2 separate regions of the Homo sapiens genome follow, and region 2 is linked to region 1. The links are chromatin loops, found by intact Hi-C in ENCODE. Cell type or tissue: heart left ventricle. All regions are shown on one strand. Links, peaks and the distances in the headings refer to the core of each region. The heading gives the core; the rest is flanking DNA.

Evidence for each region. Hi-C counts contacts between places; a loop is a spot of excess contacts. Peaks named below come from ENCODE experiments on the same cell type or tissue, not always from the same donor. Only the 100,000 strongest peaks of a DNase experiment are listed, where the experiment ranks them.
Region 2: a loop joins it to region 1, with 5 times the contacts of the local background. A loop is called at or near these places in 2 of 110 quality-filtered maps.

Annotation. Positions count from the first base shown.
Region 1 is chr9:84,665,086-84,670,468 of GRCh38, reverse strand. It overlaps NTRK2 (neurotrophic receptor tyrosine kinase 2), which reads right to left and starts at 740. Exons shown (of 19, transcript NM_006180.6): 1 at 581-740; 2 at 1-92. RefSeq lists a silencer at 1,996-2,215. In heart left ventricle, for the core only: CTCF peaks have their summits at 565, 2,024 and 2,802; a DNase peak (open chromatin) is centred at 2,058; H3K4me3 peaks cover 2,863 bases; H3K27ac peaks cover 614 bases; H3K27me3 peaks cover 1,068 bases.
Region 2 is chr9:84,602,247-84,607,629 of GRCh38, reverse strand. The region is part of intron 11 of LOC102724036 (a long non-coding RNA gene); the gene reads right to left. Among named protein-coding and RNA genes, the nearest start is that of NTRK2, 65 kb to the left of the region's middle. In heart left ventricle, for the core only: no CTCF peak of the experiment used is centred there; no DNase peak of the experiment used is centred there.

The DNA.
Region 1 (5,383 bases), core at 1-5,000:
CGCGCCGGGCACCGACCGGCGGCGCTCCCGGGACTCTCTGGGGCGCAGATTCCTTGTTAGATGCGAATGGGGGTCCGGTATGCACCTCGAGGCTGAGGACAAACAGACACGCGTAAGACTGAGCGTAGGACCCCCAACACCACTAATTGGGGCACTCTCCCTCTCTGCTCGCGTCATCCCCACCCCGACCCCAGCCCGGAGACTGTGGATGGATGAGTGCCCAGCTCCGGCCCAGGAATCAACTTGCCCCGCGATGGCACTGACGCCGCTGGAGCCACCAGTGTGCCCACTCTCTCTTCGAGCCTGAGGCCAAGGGAGGGGAGGTAGGGAAAGGGTCCCCAAGACAGGATTCCATGGTACAGGCCGGGCGAAGGACCCTTTAAAGGGGAATGCGGAGACTGCCGGCGGCTTTGGCTCCGCGACGGGGCCCCCGAATGATGCTGCAGAATCCGCCACGGCCGCTGGGTGCCGGTGGCGCGGGCAGGTGGCGCGGCACGTCCCACCTGGGGAGTAGCCGAGGCCGCCCCAGGGGGAGACAGTGAGGGCCGAGGCGACCGAGGGCACTATCTGCGCTGCTCACCCGGGCTCCGGCGCCTCACGCCCGCCGGCGGCGCCTGGGTCCAGGCTCCTGCTACCGCCGGGGACTGAGCGCGTAGAGCGCGAGCGAAGCAGCCAGCGAGGCTCCTGCTCCAACCCAATTCCGGGAGCCGCCGCCGCCGCCTCTGCTACTGCTGGCGAAGTGACGTGAGGGCTGACGCAGAGCAGGGGCAGAAACTCCAGAAAATTAGTCTGAAATCCAAAAACACACACACGCTCATACACACACAAACCCATAACACCCTCCAGACAAAAGCACCAGGGAGGGGAGGGGAATCTGGGGGCGAGCAGGGAGGAGGGAGGCATCGGTGCCACTGGCCAGAAGCAGACAGCAGCAGCATGTGGGAGTTCACACACGCGCGCACACACGCACACATCCTGGCCGTGTAGACATGCACGCGCGTGCGTGTGTGTGTCTGTGTGTGTGTGTGCATTTACATCCAGGTACCTCTAAGATGAACCGTTCCTCCGTTCGACGCCTCCCGGTCCCTAATTCACACCACAGTCTCTTCTACAATCGCGGTAGAGGCTGTCTCCCTTTTTGAAATGGAAACCGTGCTTGGTTCAGCTCTGAAAAATGCGCTGATTCTTATTATAGGAATCCTCCCTCCCTTCTCCCTCCCCGCGTTCTCCTTTCCCACCCTGCCTAAAAGGGAGGGCAAGCTATCCTAAAAATAAATAAATGTTGTAAACACCAAAACGTGTTCTGCATTGGTAACCAAGGATCACCGCCCCCATTCCGGGCCACCTATTTGGGGATCGGTGGTTTTGGAGGGGCTTCCTGTTGGTGCTTTTGCAGAGGGAAGGGAGTCTCCAAACACAATTCTAGCTCTCTAAGTGGGTCTTTTTCCTGCCGTTTTCTGCCATCACACGCCCGGGAAATAGAGACATGTGAGGGGAAGGGAGCGCGCCTGATGCGTATTCTAAATGCTCGGTGGCCACCCTGGCCTGTCCGATGTGTGGCGCCGCGTCATTTTCTCTCATCCTTTAACCTGACGGGATGTAGCCATTCCCAGATCGTGGATTCACTCCCCGCGATGCCCACCCCCACGTAGGGCATCCCAAGCCCTTGCTCCCCTGCCGTACCTTGCGCGTGTTCATGTGTGCTAGGGTGTGCGCGAACGCGTGCCCTGCGCCCGCGCTGCCCGGAGCACGATATGCATCCAGCTACGAAGAAGCCAGGCGCGGGCAGAGCCTCGGGGTCTCACTAGGGACAAATTAGGCGATCCGGGAGGGTCGGGTGACAAACCGTAACTATTCTGCGGGTGCAGTTAAATGATGGCTGCGGGGCATTTGCAAGCCTTGTCTGAGAATCCGTCTTCCCTTTTGCGGCTCGGAATCTGTTTTTCCGCAGTCATTTAAAAGAGAACGGGGAAAATACACCGCAGTGCCTGACACTTCCGAGGGCTCTGGTGCCCCCGCGCGGGGAGAGAGCGCCCGGCACGCTCCGGAGCACCAGCCCATGGCCCGGGTCGCGGCGGGCACAGCGCTGGGGGCGCGCTCTGGCGCCAGATGCGCAACCAGCGGCGCCCGACGCCTGCGCGTCCCTGCCCGGCCGGTGCGCGGCTCTCCTGGCCTCGCCGAGCTCCTGCCCGGGGGAAAAAGGCGGGCAATCCTTCTCTCTCGAGAGAGCAATGGGTTGGAGTCTCGTTCAAAATATAGTAATAGTCACTGATCTACCCGCAGAGTTTGGGGATGGGAAGGATCAAGAAACCGAACGTTAGAGTGAATGCTCGGATCTAGGCCAAGCGTTAAATATTACGAAGGGAACGTAAAACATCTATTGGGGCTTTTTTGTACAGATCCTGGGCGCTGAGTGTAACCGCGGGAATTCTTGGACAGCACCCAAAAATCTTGCTGCAGGTCCCGAAAGCAAGGCCAGCAGGTCTATCTCACCACTGTCACTCGGCTGTAACACACATCGAGTGGTGAACGGCCAGGCTGAAGTTTACTCCTGAGCTGCGCCTCTATTCTCTACTAGGTGAGGACGCGCCAAGGAAGAGACGCCAAGGGCAAAAATGACCTGGTCTCAGACGCACGTAAAACTCCGCCTGTCTTGTCAGTGAACCTTAAGCGGAGAAGCCCCTGAGGAACACTTGGGGAAGGAAGGAGTGTGTGCGTAATCACCCACATTTCTCTCACACTCCCATACTCTGAGCCCATTTTTCTAAGAAACGGCCCATTTTCGCCCTAGTGGCTGCAGCATGTCAATGCGGTATGGAGAATAGGCAGTCTTACGGTGGTTTGTACACCAGAAGAGTCTAATTATGTTGGAATATTTGTAGAGTTTCTATTAGAGTAAATATATGCTACTATTATAGTTGGATTCTAAATATATTCCACTATCTCCCACTTAAAATTAGGATTTGCGGTCCTACTTCTAATCACCCTACTTCTGCTCTACTATTTCAACCATAGCAGTTTGTCCTTTGGACAGATAATTTACTTATTATATATATTTTTAAAATTTCTCCCAGAAGAATGTACACTCCATGAAGGCAGGGATTTTTATCTATTTTATTCATTGATATCTCTCAAGGACATAGTAGGTGTTAAAATATATGTGTATTTTTAATGAATAAATAAAATAAAATAAAGGAGATCTCACTTTCTTAACCTCTAAGTCTGCAAGAACCTGGATAATTCCCCCAGACACGCTCCTTCTCACCTTCACAATTTCAAATCTTCCTTGCGTTCTGAGTGCTCCTAGCACTGCTTAAAACCTTGCCTTACTTTCTGTCTCATTTAGTAGCCAGATAGGCTTCAGTACTGGGCCAGAGAGGGCCTCCCACTTATTCATGCTAGTAACTGAACACCTCCATGGACAGTGTCTAGAACACACTGGTGATCAGTAGCTATTTCTTAACTGATAGAATTGTGGATCTACCTCGATTTTAAGACCTATAAGATATGTCCCAGAGATCACTTCAAGGATTCTCAGATCACACCTTTGTAAGAGATGATGAACATTTTTCAGATGAACAATATAGAGATGACTTTTTTCTAGATCCCTTGAATGCAGGCATAGAAATTAAGTGCTGCAGGTTCCTACCTGCACTGAACCATGATGTACCTAGAGCAATGTTTCTCAAACTCTTTTGACCATGATCCACAATAAGAAATGCCTTTTATATCACAACCCAATGAACACATACATAAAGGCATATACTAACTAAAAAAGAAGTGTCATAATACAAAACTTACTTACCCTTAGTACATAAACTAATATATCCTTTTCTCTTCTACACCATTTCATTTCTGAATGCATGTAATAACTCAATACATTGATTTTAACATCCAATACTGAGTTGTAAAAAAATAAGCAAGAATACTGCCAACTTCTGATTAAAATGGAGTAATAGGGAACGGATTTGTTCTCTCAATCATATGACCAAAACACTGAACAAAATATATTAAAGTTAAGACAATGGATATAAGACAATGAAGGTCATCGTTCAGAGAGAAGGAACCCAGGCAGAGGCCATCTACCTAAGTTGAGGAGACTAGCTCAAGAGAAATCAAGGAGTGCAGAGTTCACAAGACAGAGTAGCAAAGAGAAGAGTATTGCCCAGAAAGAACTATGGACATCTGCAGAGGGTTCCTCTCAAGTATTCAGCATAGTGCTGATTGACACATGCAGGTAATAAAGCTACCTGAGGCCAGAGAAAGAAGCACGCAAAAGATTAAAGCGAATAGAGTTAAAACAAATCAAAAGGAAAATGTAAAACACTATGTATCAGAATTTGTGTGATACAACTAAAGCAGTTTTTAGAGGGAATTTTATAGCACTAAATTCCTGTATCAGGAAAGAAGAAAGATCTCTAACCAATGACCTCAGCTTCCACCTTAAGAAATCAGAGGGAAAAAAAGAACAAATTAAACACGAGGTAAGCAGAAGAGAAGAAATAATACAGAGCAGAGTGGAAAATAATGAAATAGAAAACATAAAACCAATAGAGAAAATTAATTAAATCAAGAGCTGGTTCTTTGTGAAGATCAATAAAAACAGCTAGTCCAACTGATCAGAAATAAAAAAGAGAAAACACAAAGGACCAATAACAGTAATGAGAGCAATTAAAACACTGAATATTTCATAGATATTAAATACTATGGATATATTGTGAACAACTTTATGCAAATAAATTTAACAACTTAAATGTAATGAACATATTCTATGAGAGATAAAAAGCCAATGAAACTCACTATAGAAGAAACAGATTACCTAAATAATCCTATATCTATTGTAAAACTTGAATGTCTGGTTTAAAACTTTCCACAAAGAAAACTCCACTCCCAGATGGCTTCATTGGTGAATTCTACAAAACAATGAAGGAAAAAGAATACCAATTTCATACACACTCTTCTAGAAAAATGAAGAGGAAGAAATACTTTCCAATTCATTTTATGAGGCCAGCATTACCTTGATACTGATATACAAAAACATTACAAGAAAAGAAAACAACAGTTCCTATTAATGTCAGTGCTAACATTCTAAGCAAAATTTCAGTAAATTGATTTCAACAATACATCGCACATCCAAAAACATCATGAGTAAGTGGAGTTTGTCTCATGAATCCAAGTTGATCTCATGGGGGCAGAGGGTTGACCTCATGGAGGCAGAGGGAGAATGAGGGTTACCAGAGTCTAGAAAGTGTAGTGGGGGTAGGGGATGTTTTTCCAAAAAGCAGTTAAAAGACAAGGAAATCCACTTTCACCATTTCTACTCAATATTGCATTGAAGATTTTAGTTAGTTCAATAAGTCAAAAAAAGAGAAATAAAAGGTAT
Region 2 (5,383 bases), core at 82-5,081, 63 kb after region 1:
GTTCTCATGAGATCTGATGGTTTTATATGGGGCTTTTCCCCTCCTTCACTCCGCACTTCTCTCTTGCCTGCTGCCATGTAAGACATGCCTTTGTTCTTCCTTTGCTTTCTGCCATGATTGTGAGGCCTCCCCAGCCATGCAAAACTGTGAGTTATTTAAATCTCTTTTTCTTTATAAGTGACCCAGTCTCAGGTATTTCTTCACAGCAGTACAAAAATGGACTAATACAGTTCCAAAATAAGAAAATTATCTCAATCCAGATAAATGTATCCAAAGAACCCAGGATTCAGAAGCATATGAAGTGGGAGTTCATGGGCAGCTAAAAGTAGGCACGGCTTCTACACCACCTGCATCCCTCCTGCTGACTCTGCTCTGGGGCCACAGGCCATTTAGTCAGGGCTATGATTAGTATATCCTAAAGCCATTTTCTATAGAAACTGTGTGGACATGATTTAAACACTGAGCCTTGATTTTTATCAAGGTTTTTTTCTCAGCTGTATTTTCTACTGTACTATAAAATCACATGCACAGGCATACATACACGTACACAAAAACACATATATCAACAAATATATATGTACAGATATGCAAGTTAATGCATATGTATGCAAGCACACATGCACAAACATGCACACATAAGTATATACACATAGGCAAAACACACATGGATACACTAAGACATGCACATACACAACATACACATGAGCACAAAAACACATGCATGCATACATACATATGCAAAACAAATACACACCCATAACACATATCCTTCAGCACCTGGATATTAGGTTTTTGTTTGTTTGTTTAACTTAATATAACAGAATTGTTAAGAGAGGCTCAAAACTCAGACCAACCTGGCTTGAAACCTGGTCATACCTCTTTCTATCTACATCATCTTGGACAAGTTATAGGTTGGGCATCCCTAATCCAAAATGCTTCAAAATCTAAAATTTTGTGAACATTGACATGACACAAGTGGAAATTTTCACATCTAATCTCATGTGACAGGTCACCATCAAAATGCAGGCAAACAACACAGTTCATTCAGCATCCCCAAGGGAAAAACAAAATTACCTTCAGGCTATGTGCATAAGGTTTATAGGAAACTTGAATGAAATTTGTGTTTAGAATCTCTTCCACAAGATATCTCATCATGCATTCCAAAATCCAAAAATAGCTCAAAATCCTAAACACTTTTGGTCCCAGGCATTCTGGATAGGGGATACTCAATCTGTAGTTAATTTCTTTGAACTTTAGGTCTCTAACATAAAATGGAAACAGCAAAAGTTCCTCTCTGATGGAATTGTATGAATTAAATGAGTTGATGTTTATAAATTCTCAAGACAGTCCCGGTCACTTAAGCACTGAATATATATAATCAACAGCAGCAGCTGCTTCTTCTTCCTTCTTCTTCTCCTTTTCCTTTTTTTTTTTTTTCTTCTTCTTTTCTCAGTCACTTCTAGGCAACCACATGTAGTGATCAGGAGCCAGACTGAGATGGTACTTTTGGCTTCCCTGGTTTATAAGGTCAAGAGAACCAAAGGGCTTTGTGTGGCCACCCTATCAGGAGTAGGTAAGAGCACATTAGCCCATTGGTAGAAGTCTGCTGCTGCCCCAAACCCCTCCCTTGCAGGCTGCCTTACCTCCTACCTGCTCAGACACCACCTCCCCAGGAGAGTAGCTACTGTGGCTGGGCATAGTGTCTGATGGGCACTGTTCCCATGCATAGGCCCCATCCCTCCCCAGATAGATTCTATTAATGTGCATTTCCATGCATCAAAGCAAGCAGTTTCCACTTTAAAAGGCCAGTGCTGCTTGACCTGAAAGGATGAGTTAATGCTAAGCTCCAAAGTCTTTGGGGCTCCAGCAGTGGTGGCAAAGCGGGAAGGAAGAGACCTTTAAGACTTCTCATTCTGAGGCCTGACAATCCAGAGGAAGACGTGGACACCAGCCAGAAAAGCACATCCCAAACTTGAGCAGTGGGTCCACACTAGGTAAAGGAGTTAAAGAATGAGAGGAGAGATGTGGTGAAAGACAAGGCAGGAAGTGATTACGGGAAAAGGATGTTTTCATGGCAATGTCTTAAAACCAACCCAAGATCGACCCTTTTTTGCCCAGAACTCATCTTCAAAGGAGAATATTCTCTCTCTCACTCTCTCTCTCTCTCTCTCTCGCTTGCTCTCACTCTTCTCTCTCCTCCCCTAAGAACACATTCAAAAAACTGTCATATTTTCCTATTACTTGATGAACTAAAATTCAAAATAGGTTAAAGAATGATTATTAACTGAGCCAAAACATCTGCACCTTAAGCCAAGATCTACAATAAAGTCTGATGCTATTTTGCCTTTCAGGAGTTATATTCTGTCTAAAAGAGACACACGCTAAGTACATACATACATACATACAAATAAACAAAAGAAAATTTAGTGAGACAAACTCCAGAATAAATTTGTTCCATGTGGCCTCCTAAAGAACAATAATGATTACTGTCATTTGGAAATTGCCTTGATATTTTCTATCTATCTGAGACTTACTGGCTTTCCTGAAACTTATAACCATTTTAAAATGTTTAACAAATATGGATAAAACCTGACTGAAACCCAACTGCAAAGTAGTTTTGAATGGAGATCATGGATCTTGGTTCTCGAGCCAGGGCCCAGCTCCAGCAGCACCCTCCCAGAGAAGACACAGGGAAGTGTGAGCACAGACAAGTCCATGACAGAGGCTGGCTTCAGTGTCCAGACAGCAGTGCATGACTCCAAACAAAGACAAGTTAGAGTGCATCTTTACTGAAAAAAATCGAATATGGAATTTGGGGACCATCTACTAAAAATATGATTGCAGATACATATTTATAATTTTCCCCTATGACTTTGCCCCATAAGCTCAGTTTCATCTGCCTCATCAACATAAATGCTGTTTCCTGCTGGCATCCATGAAGGCCTTGGTGACAGCTGCACCATTAAGAATTAGAAATGTAAGGGAAAAAAGAAGAAAGAAAAAAAGGAGAAAGAAGAGGAGGAAGAGAAGGAGGAGAAGGAAAAAGAAAAGAAGAGGAAGAAGAAGAAGAGGAAGAGGAAGAGGAAGAAGAAGCAGCAGCAGCAGAAGAAGAGGAGGAGGAGGAGGAAGAGGAGGAGAAGGAAAAAGGAAGAAAAAGAAGAGGAAGAGGAAGAGGAGGAGGAAGAGGAAGAGGAGGAGGAAGAGGAAGAGGAAGAAGAGGAGGAAGAGGAAGAAGAAGAGGAAGAAGAAAAGAAGAAGGAGGAGGAGGGAAAGTAGGGAGAGGAGGAGGAGGAGAAAAAAGAGAAAAAGAAAGAAAAAAAGAAATAAGAAAAAAAGAGGAAGAAAAATAAAAGCAGAAAAGAAATGTCTCCATTTACCTGTTCACAGCCACAAGAAAAACATTCTTCTATACTGCAACTGGGTGAAACTTACCTGATTAGTACAGCCAAGATTGTCTTATCCAGGTTAGGCAAAACTGAACAAGTAGAACTCCTCCTTTGCGAAATGTTTTGCTACTGAAGACCTTGCTTGGGCCAGGTGTGATGGCTCATGCCTGTAATCCCACCACAGTGGGAGGCCGAGGCAGGTGGATCACTTGAGCCCAGGAGTTCGAGACCAGCCTGGGCAACATGGCAAAACCCCATCTCTACTAAAAATACAACAAGTAGCTGGGCATGGTGACCAGCACTTGTAGTCCCAGCTACTAGGGAGCCTGAAGTGGGAAGATCACTTGAGCACGGGAGGTGCAGGTTGCAGTGAGCCAAGAGCAGATTGCGCCACTGCACTCCAGCCTGGATGACAGAGTGAGGCCCTGTCTCAAAAAAAAAAAAAAAAAGAAAGAAAGAAAGAAAAGGAAAAGAAAAAGACTTAGCTATGAACTCATAAGCCAGCAGGAGAGTTTGCTCTCTCCGGTGAGACTCAGTGAAAGCCATCAGCAAAACTACAGTAATGTGGCACTATCACCACCAAAAGTGAAAGAATTAAAGCTTTCGCTTTAAAAATGTAGTGGTAGTCTTGATATGATGTAATGAGATTGGCACTTTTTACCTCTGTGGTCTTCCTCTCACAACCCATAATCCTAGGCTAACTATGAGAAGAACATCAGACAAACCCAAATCCAAGAACATTCTACAAAATACCTGACCAGCCCTTCTCAATGTTTTCAATTGATGGAAAACAAGGAAAGTCTGAGAAACTGACTTAGACCAGAAGAGTCTAAAGAGACACAACAGCTAAGTATAATATGGTGCCCCGGATCCTGAAACAAAAAAAAAGCATTGGGAAAAGCTAATGAAATTTTAATGAAGTATGGCGTCTAATTAACAAAGTACCAGTGTTGGTTCCTTAGCTGTGACCACAGTAATGTAAGATGTTAACAACAGGGGAAACTGGATAGGGGGTACATGGAAACTCTCTGTACCATTTTTGCAGATTTTCTATACATCTAAAACTATTCTGAATGTAAAAGTTCATTTTTAAAAATTCAGTGGTAGGAACTGATAAAAGGTGAAATTTGGTTAAAAACAAAACAAAAATCTTGCTAAAGTTTCCTAAATATTTGGGATTATTTACATATTGCTGTTAATTGAATTATTTTATATTAAAGCATGCTATGTACCTAGTTTTTTTGTTGTTATTTGTTTGTTTTTTGTTTTGAGACAGAGTCTTGCTCTGTCACCCAGGCTGGCGTGATCACAGCTCACTACATCCTCGACTTCCCAGGCTCAGCTGATCCTCCTGCCCCAGCCCCGCAAGTAGCTGAACTACAGGTGCTTGCCACCAGGACCAAGTAATTCTTGTATTTTTTGTAGAGATAGGCTTCGCCATGTTGCCCAGGCTGGTCTCGAACTCCTGGGCTCAAGTGATCAGCCTGCTTTGGCTTCCCGAAGTCCTAGCATTACAGCCATGAACCACAATGCCCAGCCCAGAAGTGTCTTTCTATAGGTAAAGCATAACTGACTAAAAAGCAAGTATTTAGCAGTTGACCGCAATTCCATGCCTGTGGAGAGCCCAGCTGTATGGACCACACAGTCAGAACCAGGCCATATCGTCTGTGCTGTTGATAGTAGTTCACCAAAATTTGTACATAGTGTGAAGGACCATATCAAGAACTCAGGCTTGGTGTCATACCCAGACTCATTCATTCATTCTTTATTTCATCTCCTCCCTAATTCATTTGCATTATTTTGTTCATAGAACATTTAAAAACATGTATGTGCCCACCATGTGCCTGGCACTCTGCTAGACTCTGGTCCCTGTGCTAACAAGACTAGTAATCAATTATAATAAAGGAGTAAAGACCATGTGCTTTAAACTTGGATTCAAATCTTGGCTTTTGCCACCTGGTAACTTTGTGATTTGGGGGAAATTATATAAATCTTTA